3 separate regions of the Mus musculus genome follow, and regions 1 and 2 are each linked to region 3. The links are chromatin loops, found by intact Hi-C in ENCODE. Cell type or tissue: left cerebral cortex. All regions are shown on one strand. Each heading gives the region's core, and the rest is flanking DNA. Links, peaks and the distances in the headings are about the cores only.

What was found. Peaks named below come from ENCODE experiments on the same cell type or tissue, not always from the same donor. Only the 100,000 strongest peaks of a DNase experiment are listed, where the experiment ranks them.
Region 1: it touches region 3 in a loop (2.4-fold over the local background); 4 of 42 quality-filtered maps call a loop at or near these places.
Region 2: a loop joins it to region 3, with 5 times the contacts of the local background. A loop is called at or near these places in 41 of 42 quality-filtered maps.

The regions. Positions count from the first base shown.
Region 1 is chr7:129,973,642-129,978,641 of GRCm38, forward strand. Gm4265 (predicted gene 4265) reads left to right here. Exons shown (of 4, transcript NR_046077.1): 4 at 4,911-5,000. Among named protein-coding and RNA genes, the nearest start is that of Gm4265, 14 kb to the left of the region's middle. In left cerebral cortex, for the core only: no CTCF peak of the experiment used is centred there; DNase peaks (open chromatin) are centred at 2,089, 2,402 and 2,657; H3K27ac peaks cover 206 bases.
Region 2 is chr7:129,651,889-129,656,888 of GRCm38, forward strand. Gm33122 (a long non-coding RNA gene) reads right to left here. Exons shown (of 5, transcript XR_869975.1): 2 at 1,961-2,274; 3 at 1,179-1,400. It overlaps Gm51499 (a long non-coding RNA gene), which reads left to right. Exons shown (of 3, transcript XR_003946877.1): 2 at 124-273; 3 at 735-1,220. Among named protein-coding and RNA genes, the nearest start is that of Gm51499, 3.1 kb to the left of the region's middle. In left cerebral cortex, for the core only: a CTCF peak has its summit at 2,002 (motif pointing right); DNase peaks (open chromatin) are centred at 1,373, 2,010, 3,152, 4,383 and 2 more places.
Region 3 is chr7:130,256,756-130,263,139 of GRCm38, forward strand. Fgfr2 (fibroblast growth factor receptor 2) reads right to left here. Exons shown (of 18, transcript NM_010207.2): 2 at 4,994-5,311. The coding sequence starts at 5,159. Among named protein-coding and RNA genes, the nearest start is that of Fgfr2, 6.9 kb to the right of the region's middle. In left cerebral cortex, for the core only: a CTCF peak has its summit at 3,472; DNase peaks (open chromatin) are centred at 3,506, 3,699, 4,328 and 5,274; H3K4me3 peaks cover 2,319 bases; H3K27ac peaks cover 2,747 bases.

The DNA of each region.
Region 1 (5,000 bases), core at 1-5,000, 280 kb before region 3:
ATGTGGCTCAGTGGGTAAAACCACTTGCTGAGCAAGCCTGACATCCTGAGTTTGATTCCTGGGACCCACGTAAATGTGGAAGGAGCGGACTGACCCCACAGAGTTGTCCTCTGATCTCCATGTGTACACGACCGCATGCCTGCTACACATCGTGTACATATACACAGTAGCCAACTAATCACAAATAAGGAAAAGAGGGTTGGGTCTGGTTGATGCTTTATGTCTGTAAAGGATGACAGACATATCAGAGGCTAACACTGGTGTGTTACTGAATGTTCAAGACCAGCCTGGGCCATACTATGAGTGCTAGAATAACATGGGCTACAGTGTGAAAAAAAAAAGTCTCCCAAACCAAACAAAAATATGAAAGACAATTATTTTTAATTAAAAAAAACAAAGGCTGGGCGATGGTGGCACACGCCTTTAATCCCAGCACTTGGGAGGCAGAGGCAGGCTGATTTCTGAGTTCAAGGCCAGCCTGGTCTACAAAGTGAGTTCCAGGACACCCAGGGCTATACAGAGAAACCCTGTCTCAAAAAACAAACAAACAAAACAAAAACAAACAAACAAACAAACAAAAGCACGAAGGGTCATCAGCTAAAGTGACCAGTATGCAGGCGTGAAGGTATTTCTTGTGACTTTTTCCTGCCTAGAGCAGCCTTGGGATCAGTGGGGAGTCAGCGCAGGCAGGACTTCAGACAGAAGAATGACTGCATATCTGCACACGAGCAGTAGACAATATGGGGATTGTCTTAGAGAACTGGACAATACAGAGATGGCTCTGTTGGGAAGCTGCTTGCCCTACAAGCCTGAGAGCCCGAATTTGATCTCCAGAACACGTGTTTAAAAGGAAGCTAGACATGGCAATTCATACACCTATAATCCCGGTGCCCAGGAAGCAGAGGCGAGTGGATCTCTGCAGATCAGTGGCCAGCCGAGCTGCCCAGCCAAAGCCAGAAAGAGAGGATGAAAAACTAAAGAGGTAGAAAGGACCCTGAGGAATGACTCCCAAGGCTGTCATCTCTCCTACACACACACACACACACACACACACACACACACACACACACACACCTCACTCACAGAGAGAAAGAGAGAGACAGAGAGAGAGAGAAGAGAGGGGAAGGGAGCAGTTGTGAGTGACACCCTTGCAGACAACAAAGAAAGTCAAAACTCATTCACGTGTCAGCCCAATTCCAAACAGTGTCGAGATTTTAGGGACTTTGGACAACATTCTAATCTGTTTGCCACAGTCTTTGCTCTTCCAAGAAAGGTAAAAGCTTAAGGGATAATTCCTCACCCTAAACACACTTTTTTAACCACGAAGAAGAAAGTTAACCTGGGGCAAGCTTTATGAAACGCTTGACAAAGCCAGGAAGAAAATCAGCCCAGGCCTGCAGTATCTTGCCTGGGCGGGTAAGAAGAAGCGGCAGCTGCCGCACGCACTCCGATGACTCTGGAGTCTGGGGTTTCCACAGGTTAGGTCCACGCCTCTCCTATGAGGGAGAAGCTTGCATTTTATGTTTCTGATGGCGCTGCACCCTAAAAGCAGCGCCAAGAAGTGCAGTGCCAAACAAGAGAACATTTTGCTGGCTGTGATACTGGGTATCCTCCCAGCTCTCTGGCCCCCTGTGGCCTCCAGAGAGGAACCTGGCGCCTGCAGGCTACTGAACGTCTCTGAAACTGTATGGCGCCCCACTGTTCTTTGCAGTGGGGTCTAGCCTGGGCTATGTGGATGTGTTCTAGTATCGCTGACCCCCACCGCCACTAAGTTTCACTGTACGGCCTCTGCTTGTGATAGGACAAATTGTCTCCAAACATAGCTGTGTCCCCTGGGAAACAGAACTATCTCTAGTTGAGAGAACCTTTAGTCCCGGGAGACCTCAGCAGACTGGCTCTTCCTATTTCCGGGGTGAAGAGTTGTGGGGAACTTCTGAACCCCAAAACTTGTTATCCACAGCCTGAGTCTCCTTTAGCTTTTCCTTTTCTGTGCCAACTAAAGGACAGTTCAGTTCAGAAAAAGCCATGAAGAGCTGGAAATGTTCTGGCAGTGGGGTTTCTGAGCCAGAATTGGCCTTCTTGGCTTCAAAGATCATGAAACCTCTCATTTGTACTCCACAAAGCAGCAATTTCTCACAAGGATACATTTTTTTTTAATTCTTTTTAAAGTCAAGTACAGCTTGGTAACCACAGAGTACAGAAAAATACAGGCTTTCTGCAAGAAGCAATTATTCAAAACCCGAAGACCAAAAAAAAAAAAAAAAAAAATGAGCATGCCAAATCACGTCAGTCAGAGTGCACAAGACAACTGGAGCTCTTCGCTCAGAAGCGACGCAGTGCTCAGAGCATCGCAGTGCTCAAAGCGTCGCAGTGCTCAGAGCGACGCAGTGCTCAGAGCGACGCAGTGCTCAGAGCGACGCAGTGCTCTGGGTTTATTCTTTTCTTGCTGACTTTATTTCTTAGAGACTTCGCCCAAGCTGTCTCTGACTGCTGACCTTTTCAGGAAAAACAAGAAGGTATAGGTGGGGTATGTGGGGTTTTGCTTGAAATGTTCCATGACCATTGCAACCATAATTAGACCCTGCGATGGAATGTACTAGAATCTGCCTCCAGGATCACTTACAGGGTCTGGAGAAGCCACAGAAAAACTGAACACTTCAGCACTGCTAAGATATTTCTGGGCTGGCACAGGAATACTCAGCTCGTGGAATACAGATCAGCAACCCTACACTCTAATTTCCACCCTTCACATGCGGCACGATTATCCACCCTCGCTGTAGAAGCATCAAGTCAAAACTCGAGGTTTGCTTGCCAGAAGGAAGCCAACCCTTCAATTCTGTGGCTAATGCCACCTAGGGATATAATTACACCAGCTAATATCATCTTTCTACTAAAAAGGAAGGAAATGAATCCTCATGGCCAACATTCATACAACTTAACCATTTTAGGTTAGCATCAAATGCCTAAGACATTTGTATTCTGAAGCCTAAAAGGGAAAAACTTGAGCCTTAGGGTGTGTGTAGGACATATTCTCTCACTTAGCTGATGTTCACTTCAGAAATGTTCTTTAAACACTGTATTCAAGTTATTAAAAGACTTTTTGCTCAAAATAAACCTTTTTAAAATTATTACCATCACATATACAGCAGGTTCAGGGAGTAATCAAATATTTGGTGAATTTTTGGTTCTCCTCATGAAGACTCAAGGAATTAACCTTGTCTACTCAACTAGGCAGGCACAGAAGTCATTTTCTGCTTAAAAGATTGAATGGGGTATTTATTGAGAAAGCTTTATGAATGGGATAATTGCTTTTCAATTCAAAACTAATCCCCAAAAGTAAATTGGGCATTTAGAAGGAGATCTGTGCATGAATAGTGTCAAAATAGAGATGGTTAAAGCCAGAAGAGGGGACCAGTAAGGTGGCTTTGTGGGTAAAGGCACTTGCCACCAAGCCGGGGACATGAATCTGGTACCTGGTGAACTATATTGTTGAGAAGAACTGACTCTGCTCGTTATCCTCTGGCTGCCACACTATCTCTTCCAGCTTACACTTATAGGTGACAGCCCATCACTGAAGGAAGTCAAGGAAGGAATTCAAACAGGGCAGAACCTGAAGGCAGGAGCTGATGCAGAGGGCATGGGGAAACGAAGCTTACTGACTTATTTGTGGCTTGCCCAGACTGCTTTCTTATAGAACCCAGGACCACCAGCTCAGAGATGGTACCATCCACAATGGGGTGGGTCCTCCCCAGCCCCTCAGCCCTCCCTCATCAATCACTGATTAAGAAAATGCTCTACAGCTGGATTTCATGGAGGTATTTTCTCAACCAAGGTTCTCTCTTTTCAGGTGGCTCTAGCTTGTGTCAAGTTGACATAAAACTAGCCAGCACACTATTCATACATAAATATTCATAGCTGCGTTCTTCAAAAGGAGCCTAGAAATTTCATGCAAGCCAAATGTCCATCAACTAATTAATGTAAAAATAAAATGGGCCATATGTACACAATGGAATATTATTAAGCTATAAACAGGAACAGAGATCTGTCCCACAATGAAAATAACTTTTGCTTAACCCACACCTTTTTTTTTTTTTTTGGAGACAGGGTTTCTCTATGTAGCCCTGGCTGTCCTGGAACTCACTCTGTAGACCAGGCTGGCCTTGAACTCAGAAATCCACCTGCCTCTGCCTCCCAAGTGTTGGGCTTAAAGGCGTGTGCCACCACCACCCGGCTAGCCCACACCTTTTTATTGGAACCATCATATGCATAGCAGATTCAAGGAGAACTCAAGCACTTAGTGAACAATTGGTTCTCCGCAGGGTAACTCAAAAAAATCAACATTAGGCTGTTGAACTGAAGGGAGGCATGCAAAGTTCTTTCATTAGAGAGCTAAACACAAGAAAAATCCAGATATAAAGGTGCCATCTACTGCACAGATGTCTGAGAAAAAAAAGTATTAGTAATTTTTCCAAGAGAGAGTATTACAGGAAGAAGAGACAAAGTCAGAGAAGGGGTAAGGAGAGAGGTAGGTAGGCAAGACAGGGTAGTTGTGTGTGTTCTATGCACATGTGGGGGTATGACAGTATGGCCCACTGGTTTTACAGTTAATATGAGTTAACTCTTATCAACTGAAAACCCACAGTCAAAAAGATAACAATGTTTCTAAAATAGACTTATTCCCATACTTCTTCCTATTTGATCTCAGTACCAGGCCAAACATGGAGTTTTAAACTTACTTCTTAACACACATTTCTTCCTTGTGCTCCAAGGAGAACCACAGTATGCTTACCAGAATCTACTCAGCAACATAGAACTGTGTCCCATTAATACCCCAAATATTGCAACTCCAAATATTGCAACAAAAAATACAAAAGAAGATGCTTAAACACTTTCTGAAATGTTTGTTCCAGATTCTGTCCACTCTCACCTTGGGACTCTTCCTCCATGCAAAGCAACGGTGTGGAGCCTTCTAAAGGCTCTCAACATTATCAAAGAACCAA
Region 2 (5,000 bases), core at 1-5,000, 610 kb before region 3:
TAAAAAGACGGGGGAGGAAAAAAAAAAAAAGAGTCTCTAGCAGGGGCCTGAGTGGAGCTGACCTCTGATGGCGGCAGAGTCTGACTGGCACTGCGTTTGTCTAATTAATCTTCTTGTCAACAGAGTTGTTCTCTGCTGGTGCCAGCCCTGACATCATCCTGCAAGCTTGTCACACCGGTTCCTATCCAGCTACAAAGGCCTCTCCTTGCTCCCTGCTCACACCAGCCAGCCCATCATGGACTGCTGTATTGCATATATCTGCGCGGCATCATGGTGAGGCTGGATCTCCAGGGAGGAGACAAGAGGAAAGAGAGAGGAGCCTTTCTGACTTAGAGGGGCCCTGTAGATCATGGCTGATAGGAAAGCTGGTCAGGGAGCGTGGAGGTAAGGGGCGTTTCATACTGGAAGGAGCCTGGTCACCACATGGAGCTAGGCACTGGCCTTTAGGCAGGGTTAAATTTCAGGGGGCACAGAATTCAATGATATAAAGAACATGGCTCCTTACTTCACTGAATTGCCCTCAAAATAGCCCTGGAAAATTTGGGTGGTAAAGCTGCAACATACACCTTTAAAGATCCAAGTAGGGATGTCACACTGACCCAGGCTTCCCTGGCTGGGGATACTGGTCACAGTGTGAGTTTGGGGACCTTAACTCAGGACTCAGACTTACAGAAAGAATGTAGGGCTCTTATGCCGGATGGGGCTCCCTAGGTGACCATGTTGCACCTCTGTAGGGACTTCTTAAAGTCAAATTCAGCCATACAAGCCCTCCCTGTTGGTGTCATTGTCAGTGTGCAATTTGATGTCCCTCAAGCACTCAGCACCACCTCACCTTGCGTGCCTGTCTACTCATTTGCCAGGTAAAGGTGGTACCGAGGCCTTCTCCTCCCCCACCCCCCCCCACCCATCCTATGCCGTTCTGGGAATTGATTCCAGGGCTGTCTATCACTGAGATACATCCTGAGTCCCCTTTGTACATTAATTTTGTGACAGAGTCACTAGATTGTCTAATCCTGTAATCCTCCTGCCTCGGCCTCCCCATGACTGGCATCCCAAGCCTGTGCCACCATGCCCATTCACCTGGCTTCTTAACCAAGAAAATCTGCTGAGACAGAAGACCAGGGGAGGGGAGTCTGTGAACTTGAACAGAGAAACATGACGTCATTATTTTTACTCACCTCTCGCTGCAGTTTAGCAGTTGATTCAATTACAAATCTAGGCAGAGTGCCCTGGAGTATTAGCATCGCCTGAGATGTTTTCTTTCCTCCAACAGAAATCACAGCTACTTTCATGGCATGTTACAATTGAGGCACTTATCTCAAAATATCATCTGGACTCATCACTATTTTGAGACGACTGTAGTTGACAGGCCCAGTCTTCAGATCTCGTTAACTCACAGTCTAAAAAAGAACATATATAGGATTATCTCACAATTTTAAAACATTTTGAAAACTGTGCTGAGTGCCGTGTGGGTGTGCTTTGCATTCCTCCTGTCTTTAAAATGCTTTTTTTTGCAAACACTCTGAGTAACTCGGGGCTTCTCCAGATTGCCGAGGGGGAGGGGGAGGGGGAGGGGGAGGGGGCGTCATCTAACTGCAAGCTTCTCTCATGTTCTCTTTCCCGGCTTCAATGCACACCTCCTGACCTGATTGATGCACAGTAGGTGTTCAGCACATTTTACTGACAGAATAAATGAATGGAAGCCAGTGTCTGAGCCTGTCTTTGTTCTGTGTCAGGAAACCATGTGTCTTTGAAGAAGCAGCAGATTCTGGACACCCTTACAATTCAGGTGCATCGGAGAAAAGCCCCGTCCAGCCCCAGAGCCCAGGCCTAATCAAAGCAGTATCTAATTGGCCCATTTCCTTAACTGATACAGCCACCCAGGCCTCCAACTCCCCGAGCATCACACTGGGGGATGGGGGATGTTCTCAAGAAAATGCCTCCATAATCCCAGGCTCACCTGGTTGGTCCTCTGGGAAGATCAGAGGGCGCGGCCCTTCTGCGATGCCCGTTCTTGCCACGAGATGGCGCTGTGGACCAGGCTGACCATCCTCTTAGTGCCTGGCTGAGCTGAATCTCTGGGAACATGGCTTTAGACTTCAGGCTTTTCGTGGGATGGGGTTTAGTTTCCATCTCTGTGGCCACAGGGGTCACGGTCTCCGACCTCACTGCAGCCCCACTGTGGTTAATCAGTAGCTGGTCAGTTATCCATCAGTTACCTATCAGTTACTCATCATCTCCAGACAGGTTAGACAGCACTGCGTTCTTGATGCCCTAGGGACAAACCACAGGATTACCCACTTTGGCACTGGACATCCACACACCTCTCATTTCCTCTTATTGGGGCTTAGCATAGGGGCCGTGAGCCAGGTCATGACCACCAGATGGATTCAAGTTCTAATTCAGCTATGTCTTGCTGACATCATTTTTTTTTCTCCCCGTGCAGCCCACAGGTTTGAAGGAGCCAGTGCTTCTGTGGACCAAGAACACCTTAGCTGGCATGTGCTCGCCAAAAGCTCCAGGCCAGTCATTGTCTGTGGTATTGATTTCCACAATGCTAGCCTCACTGTCTGTCACCCAGAAAGGACAATGTTCATCCCACCCACCCCCGTTCCTTTGTTCATAGGATCGTTATGGAATGAACATCTACAATGCTGTGCCCAGTCTGGCACTACACAAAAGACCAAATGAAGGTCAACCCTTGTACTGTTTATCCTGTAGAGGAACGGACGGAGTGGGCAGTTTAGCACCCGAGCCACCACCTCCTGCTGCTCTAATTGTGTCTCTGCCCCAGGTCTCAGAGGATTATGGCAGTGGTCCTATGCTCTGCCAGAGTCTTCAAGTTCTAGGTAAAACCTTAGCAGAGAGAGACATCCTTAGAGGGTGGTGAACATTCACCCTTAATTCCCTTAAAAATGACCTGGAAAAGCAAGTCCTGGATTCAAGCTGAAGTCACTCAGTTGGCCATGCTCCCTGCTTGCTGAGAGCACAGGGGTAGCCCCACCCCTTCACTCCCCAGCCCATCTCCAGGCTGCATCCTCAGTCTGGTCCATGTTATGTCTCTGGTGCATGTGGTTCCTAGCCTTACCTGGGCCAGGACCCCTGGCCACTGGGATGTGAAGGCCTCAGGCAGGCTTCTGTAAGCTGGCCGCAGGCCAGGGTGCCCACAATTAAGAGACTCATAGTGAAAGTAGATTCTTGCGGTTCCCAATCCGGGCAGAATTCCCTGGGTGTCTGGGGACAATCGCAGGCTGAGGGACTCCGAAGGCGCCAGTGTTACTGTTTAAAGTGTTATCGGCTTAATGAACTGCTTACGAAGTGTTAAATGAGGGCGATGAAATCCCAGCATCTGGGCCCCGCTTTTATTTGTAGACTTCAAGCTGGGCGCTTAGTGTTTGAAAAATGCCAATTAATGCTATCAATTCGAATTTCTAATGAGGACCAAGGAGGCTGTGTAGTCTTACCTGAGCTATTCCAAAATGCACCTGCACCCACAGAGACTGCAGAAATGGTTGTTGCTATTTGAGTAAGAGAGGAGGACATTGGGGGGGGGGGGTGTCACTGTACTCTGTGGCATAATCTGGTAGATTTATTTATTTATTCATTTGTTCATTTCTCCGTGCTAGAAGAAAGAACCACGAGTTGCCATCCACATAACATTTCCAGGGCTGACCTAGGAAGTTTGTTGTTGCTGCCCATTCGTTCCAGGTCAGAAAATAATAGACTGTGGAGGAATATTCCCTGGGCTTCCAGGAGGGAACTTTCTGAGCCACCCTCTAGTCGAAGCAAGCTGAATTTGGGGGAGCCGGAAACAATGTAGAATTACTCCCTCTCTCCTAGGGTTTGTGAGTCCTCTCACCAGTGTGACGTCAGTCCTGTACCTCAGCAGCCATGTTTCTTGCCTCAGACACTCCGCAGCGTTACCCCCAGCAACAGCATTCCAAAGCAAACTTTCCAGTTTCCAGGGAACATGGAGCAAATGTTTAAATCAGTCGAAGTTAAACTAATGAGAGGAAGGCAGAAAAGAAATCCCCAACTTTCTTCTTGCCTTGTACAGACATTGCTTTTAATCTGCTTCATGCTTTGGGGACCCTTTTATCCCCATCTTGAAAGGAGCGTTACACAAAGCGAGGAAGCTCGGCAAACGCGGAGGTGTCTGGGTACGGTGCTATGGAAGAGCTCTGACAAACTCACGTGGAGGGGAAGCAGAGGGTTTGGGGGATTTGGATGGAGCCGCCTGCAACCTGACCTGGAGCTAGAAAGATGCCCAGGATGGAAGCTTCACTTTGCAGATGGTGTGCCAGCAGCCCAATCAAGATAGCTCCTGAGAGAGCAGTGAGGGGAACCCATTCCTCAGCACGCTGACAGGTCCTTAATGAGCAGCTAGTAGTCTCATTTAGGGACATTCACCTGCCTGGGCACAGTGGAGATGATTAGATGAGAACCGGCCCTTTCAGGTTAGTACCCAAGGATCCACTTTCTAAAAGGAGAGTGCCTGCACAGATTAATTTTTGAGCCAAGCTGGTCTTGCAAGGCTGGGTCTCTTCCCTCACTCTGCTCTTACTGCATCCTCCACTGCAAAGCACCAGGCCGGGACGAGCAGAGGCAGACATTGAAGCAAGAGTTTCTGGGAGGTGCTCTGTAGCTCCATTATCATGGTAAGACAAGCCGGCTGGCTGCCTCGGGTCAATGAGAATTATGTACAGAGCAGGCCTGTAGTAGCCTGCAATGTTTCTTTTAAGAAATGTCTGGTAGCTTGATCCATCCCAGAATATTTTTTGAGAGAGTATTTTTAAAGTATTCTATCATGGGGGCGTGGGAGGCAGTGTATCGTAAAGTGTCGATGCCAAAAGAAACCACAAACAGATGGGCCAATAGACCCGAATGTCTCAGGCACAGAGATGATGGAGATAAGAGGTTACTATGTGGTAAAGATCCACGGAGAAAAGGAGATTAGCCAATAAGTGATAGGAGAACCAGCCATGTGGGAGAAATCAGAG
Region 3 (6,384 bases), core at 636-5,635:
TAGTTAGTCCTGACGGTTAAATACACTTTCGTAAAACTACAACTTCAAGCTTTCTGGGGTGTGTGTGTGCGTGTGTGTGTGTGTGTAGTCCTGGCACTCACTCTGTAGACCAGGCTAGCCTCAATCTCAAAGAACCACCCGCTTCTGCCTCCCTAGTGTTGGGATTAAAGGTGTGCACCACTATCTTGCTCACCAACTGTATTTTAAGAAAAAGCTACTACTAAACACCTTTAGTCACCAGTGGGACTACCATCTTGGAATTTTTTCCCATCATTCTCTACGAAGCCACAAAGACAGTAAGGGCAAGGGCAGCCCACATGAGAAGGGCACCTGCAGGCAACAGTAGGTCAGAGGCGCTGGCCCCCAGCACCTGGAGATAAAGACAATCAGGAGTACTTCCCTGTGGGTGTTGGGGACCCAACACTGGTCCTCTGCAAAAGGAGGAAGTGCTCTTAATCACAGAATCATCACTTGCTCCAGCCCCTACAGGGACAGTTCTGCACAGGAAACCCATAATTATCTGTAAAATAGCCTGCAGCATCCCTTCCCCCAAAATAACTCCTAGCTGCTGACCAAGACAAGACACCCTGCTGGATCGATCCCAGGGATTCAATCAGAAATGGAAAAGTTAAGACGGAGCCTGATGAAAGGGACTTAGTTGTCTTTTCATGACCACCCTAACTATGTAAGTAGCCAAACTGTCTATAAGTGTGGCACAGGGCTACTGCAGGCACGGGGCTACTGCACGCACTCCACAGAGAATGTGAACATTAAACATCCCCTTCCTGTTTAAACACTACCCCAGTTATTTCATAACCATGTGATTATTCATTAAATCAGATATTGGAAACATCTCATATTGGAATGCTTGGTTGTTTGAATTCTCACCCTCAACAGAAAAAAAGAAAAAGAAAAAAGAAAAAATGTTGAACTGTATTGGAGCAGAAGAGATAGCTCAGTTTTTGTAAGTCTATATTGTTCTTGCAGAGGATCCACATTCACTTCCAGAACCAACTCCCGGGCTAGCATCAAAAACCTCTGGCCTCCAGGGGGACCTGCACTCATGTGCACAGGCCTACACAGACCCCAATTTAAAATAATTTAAAAATAAGGCTTAAAAACAGCATAAAGTCTTTAGAGGCTATCTGAGAAGGGGTGGCTATTTTTTTTTAAGTAAGTTATTTAGTCTTTTAACTGATTGAAATAAACAGGCAACATAGACAGACAGGTACACACACACACACACACACACACACACACACACACACAAACTTGCTCTATTCAGATCAGTGGAAGCCAGCAAGAAAGAGTTATATAAATGCCAATTTTCTGGGCTGGCCAGATTTTTGCTCTAGAAGTAATATTAAACACAGTTCCTTGCCCATGAATTGTGAAATACACTATATTCTAATAAAGAATGTGTACTTCATTGTGTGTTTAACAGCATGCGCCTGCATTTGGTTTAATTGACCAAGAATAAGCCCTTGTTCCTCAGCGAAACTATCAAGTTACAGTCAACTCTTAAATATTCACACTCACACTGAGGAACAAAAAATGCAGATAATAGGAAACACAAGACTCCTGTTAAATCATCCACTTGCACCACGCAGATATTTCTTTTCTCTTCTTCTAACTGGCAATTAAATGTGGGGGGCTGAGACCACAGCATGTAGGATACTCTCTGACAAAGGACTTGAACTACCCTGTGGTGGTGGTGGTGAGGGGGGGGGAACCCTTCAGCAGGTCTCCACGTAGACCTCACACTCACGAGGTTTTCGCTGGCTCACTTCAATCCGGAACAGCATCAACCCAGAAGACTGCCCAAGAAATGGTGGGTGTTTTTTAAGGCATGTAAATTACTCCCTCACTCCCACCCCCACCCCACCCCCAGGCCGTCCCTTTGCACTTAGCAGAGGGTGGGAAAGTAATTAAGGGTTTGGGTTTGGGAAAGCCCTTTTATTTTAGCTCCTACTGGGCTGGGGTAAACAGATTCCCTTAATGTCAACAATGACTTAATTAACCAGAGCAGGTGACAACGTCAGGGGGAATCTGAAAGTAAGAGCCGAGACTGGCAGTAATCAAGCTTGACTACACTGGGAACATTCAGGATTTGAATCAACAGAACAGTACTTAGAATCGGGACCACCCCTCCGAAGTCCCCAACTGTTGATACTGTTGTCCTTTGTCACAGGGATGACCAGCTGGATACAATCATTTCTATTCTGAAATACCGAGGAAAATCTTACAGAGATGACTGCCTTCTTAGGTCAACTGACTTGACCCAATCCTGCTGCTGCCACTTGAGAAAGTGTCCAGAGACACACGGACAGGATAGGATTCGGGGTGAGGACATACATTGCATGGCTACATACACTGCACAGAACTACATGACTGAACATAACATCTCCCTAGAGGGTCAAAAGGGCTCCTTAGTAGTGAGGCACAGGCTCTTTCTAGGAACTTCCTGATTACATATTTGTCCGGCCCAATAGACATTATCTAAACTGAGCTTCTAAATTAGCAAACGGATGCCTTCCATGGTAAAGCTTCAGGAGACAGAAGCTGAACTCAGTGTTAGCTGAAGTCCTGGCTGCATCAAATATGGCGGCTGGAGAGATGCACATATGCACACATTAGACACCAGAGCCTAGCATGGAGCCTAGCCTCTAGCTTGATGGCCTGGATGTCAGTGGCAATGTTGGTCTAACAGACAAGGAGAGTGAGCACAGACCCTGCCGAAATCCAGCATCACCACCTCCTCCATCCAAAAGCAACATTCATCTCAGGGTACCGTGTTTGCTGCACTGAGAACTGTGCACCCCCTTGTCCCCAGCTTGCTGGGGATGGGGATGGCCAAGGCCACCATCAATGCCAGGAGCTGTGCTTTCTGCTTTCTGTCCAGGTCACTGGTGAAAACTAAATCTCTTGAGCTGGTCCTCAGAAGGCATCTGGGGATGGTACTACTGTTCAGTGACTATTGATAAAGAGATCCCACCAATCAAGGCTCTGGGGTTTCTCTGCATTTCCCAAGCTTGCTCTGGTGAAACTCCACACCTTGAGACATTTTCCTTTTTTCCTTTTTTCTTTTTCTTTTCTTTTTCTTAGCGTCTCCCAACTCTATATGTGATTCGAACCTCATGCAAACTCTGAGCCTAGCAAAGTGTACCCAGGGGCATTGGCAAAGTGTGACCTACAACTTCGGAGACTTCTCAGCCTCCCTCCCTAACCTTACATGTACCTACAGGTCCCCAGGTGGTGGGATCTGCTTTCAACAATGTGAGCATTGTTGGATATCGGTTCTTACACAAAGAGCCATTTGGGGGACTCCAGCCCACTGTCCTTCCTCTCCCCCACCTGCCTCCTCCTTGCGAGTACAAACATCTTGTAACCTTTCTGAGGTAATTAGATGCAGTCCAGGAAACCCTCCAGGACCATTTTATACTCTGCAACTGAAATCAACTCACAGCAACACTGCCCCGAGAGTCCAAATGAAAAATGACAATTCTTTCCTAACCGGGGCTGTTTCTGAAGCCCACGCTGTAGGAAATCCTAGCTCAGCTTCCTTAGTTAGTGCTGAGCCACACACTCCAGGGACAACCGGCAATTAGGGGGACATCCATTTTAATTATTAACAAAATTAAAGAAGTGCAGACCAGACTTTCAGAAACCCAATCCTTTCCCCCTCACATTAAGCCCTTTGAAAACATGTCACTGTTGCAGATTACACTCTCCCTGACGTCACAGGATAAGTCACAGAGAGGTGGTTCCGGAAAAGGACGTGAGGCTGTATGTTGAACACACCTCATGCACAAAACTCCTACCTCATTTCCTTTCCAAAGATACCTGGTAATTTATAACATTTCCAGGCATCTGTGTGGCCCGACATACACACAAAGCCAGGGAGAGTGTCTGTCTGGGTGGATCTTACTGGGGACCCATTTCTCAAGCCCTCCTCTCAGATGGGTACATAGCCCTCCTTGAGGTCACCCTTGGGGGAGGGGTCCTGTCCCTCCTACAATCCCCCTCTGGATGATCTGGATGAATCAGGACCCTGATTCAGTGTGCATAGCCACAGCAACTCAGCTGACCTGCCAGCACTCAGGACCGTGACGGACTCCAAAGCCAGCCGGCACCAGGTGGGCCCTCAGCAAACACGTTCATTAAGTGGCGATGAGTGCTGCGATCTGCAGTGTCACGCTCGGATTACCACTCAAAAAATAACTCGCCTACCAATATTCCCTCCTGATGACAGATTCCCGTGCGGCACCAAGGAGAGAGGCTTGGCCACAGACCACGTCTCTGAAGGACCTGGGAGAAGGACCAGCGCTTTGCCCAGCTCCGGATTTCAGCCACGTCCTCCTCACAACTAGCTTCTCACATTTGCAACCAAGTGTGCAAAGCCAAACACACTAGTGAAATCTGGCTTTTCCCCAGATGGGGGAAGACTCTTGGCAAATTCACTTTCCAATCTTCCCAACATGAAACCTGCCCACTCTGTGATGCCGGGTGAAAGCACAAAGAGCTTACACCAGCTTAAAAACCGATCCAGCATGGCACGGCTCTCCATGCTCAACTTCAGAACCTTCTTTTCTCTTAAACAATGCGGAAAAAGAAAAAAAAAGTCAGCTTTCAGAGGCTGCCTATTTCCTTTAGCCAAAAGATAGTGTGATTCAAGGCTTTTCCCTCAATCTAGAGAGCAACTGCAGAAGGCCACAGTCACCCTGCCAAGGTACGTCCCCTCCAGAGTGCTGTAAGGCACTGGCTAAACAAGAACTGCCACTGCTTCCCTCACCCAAGCACAAAGAACAGAGCAAACCAAACCACTCCACTCATGCCTGGGAGACAAGACCCTCCCTTCTAAGCTCCGATATGATGCGGAGAGAGACTACTCATATGGCAGCCGGCTGAAACAGGCCTCCCACTTAAAGACCACTTCCCCCAGACACATCCCCAAAACGACTTGGTACCCTTAAAATGGCACGCATGAACTTACCTTCTGGTTCTAAAGTGGTATCCTCAACTAAACTGAAGGAGGGCCGGGCCAGGGACAAGGTTGCCATGGTGACCAAGACCAGGCAGATGAAGCGCCCCCAGCTGACCATGGTCACAGTGCCAATCCCTGGTCCTCTTCCATATCTCCACGTGGACGGTAATCCCATCTGCACACTTCTTCTGAGACCATGGGCTACCTGCAATGCCTTCAGCCCACAGGGGGCTCAGGAGCCAAAGCTCTGAGGCGGCTGTGCTGCTGTTGCTGTTGTTACTGCTGTTCCTGCTCCCACTGCTGCTGCTGCTGCTGCTGTGGCTGCCACTGAAAGAGAGAGATTCAGCCAGATTCAGTTTTTTCCCCCAGTGCCAACTTGCTTAAACCCAGATGGGATAAAACCATTTCTCAGCCTCTCAATACATTCGCAAACACATTCTTTCTCATTATCGGAAAAGCCTTCCATCCTCACCTCAGCGTCCCAGGTGTTTCCAGGCTAGTCCACAAGCTGCAGTAGGCTAATCTTTTTTTTTTTAAGCTTACTTTTAAGAGACGCAAGATAAACCATCACTGTAGGACCCAGCCACCCAGCTCTGCAGCGTGCCCTTCCGTCCACTATCAAAGCTGCAAGGTTGCTGAAGCAACTTGACCTTCATTCCTTTCAAGGGCAACTGCAGAAAAACCTGAGTTTAAAACGCTGGGCTTGGCATGGCCAGCCTCATTAACGTCTCTTATTCCAGCTGGCCTTTAAGACGCTGACTGGAGGAAGGGTCTGCTCTGAGAACCGCATTTCAGCTGAGCTGAGCGGCACGTCCTCGCTTCAGAACGGTTCTCAGAAAGAAAGGAGACCAACAGAATCAAAGAATCTCAGGAAGGCTTCAAAAACATTCCCACCAGTTTACACTTGTCAGAATTCATTTTCGAATGCAGGCGTGTATTTCAATCTTCCGCCAAGCAGCCACTTACAAAGAGTGAGTTTAATCCAACCGGGGGATTCAAAGCCTGAATTCCCTTCCACTGACTACAAGGCAGTGTACAGGCATACTAACTAAATATCTGCAACCGACGTCAAAGGGGTAAAGATACAACCCTTGATGAATAATTCAAGATTTTATTAGTAATGGTGATGATACGTACAAGCTGCCCTGGTATGTGATTGGCCTGGGAACTTTCAATACGCTAACCTATTGGCTAAACCTCCCAAGTATCAGTTACAAGGGGGCACTCAATTTACTAGATCCAAAGCAGAGAATTTCCCAAAAAAAAAAGCTTACCACAGTACAAATAACTTTATGTTTGTTCAGTGTCTTCAGTGACTAATCTTTGAGTCAGAATGCACGAGCTTTAGAGAATCTGCTGAAACCAATGGCAGGAAAGGATCGCACAAAACCATGGGCTTT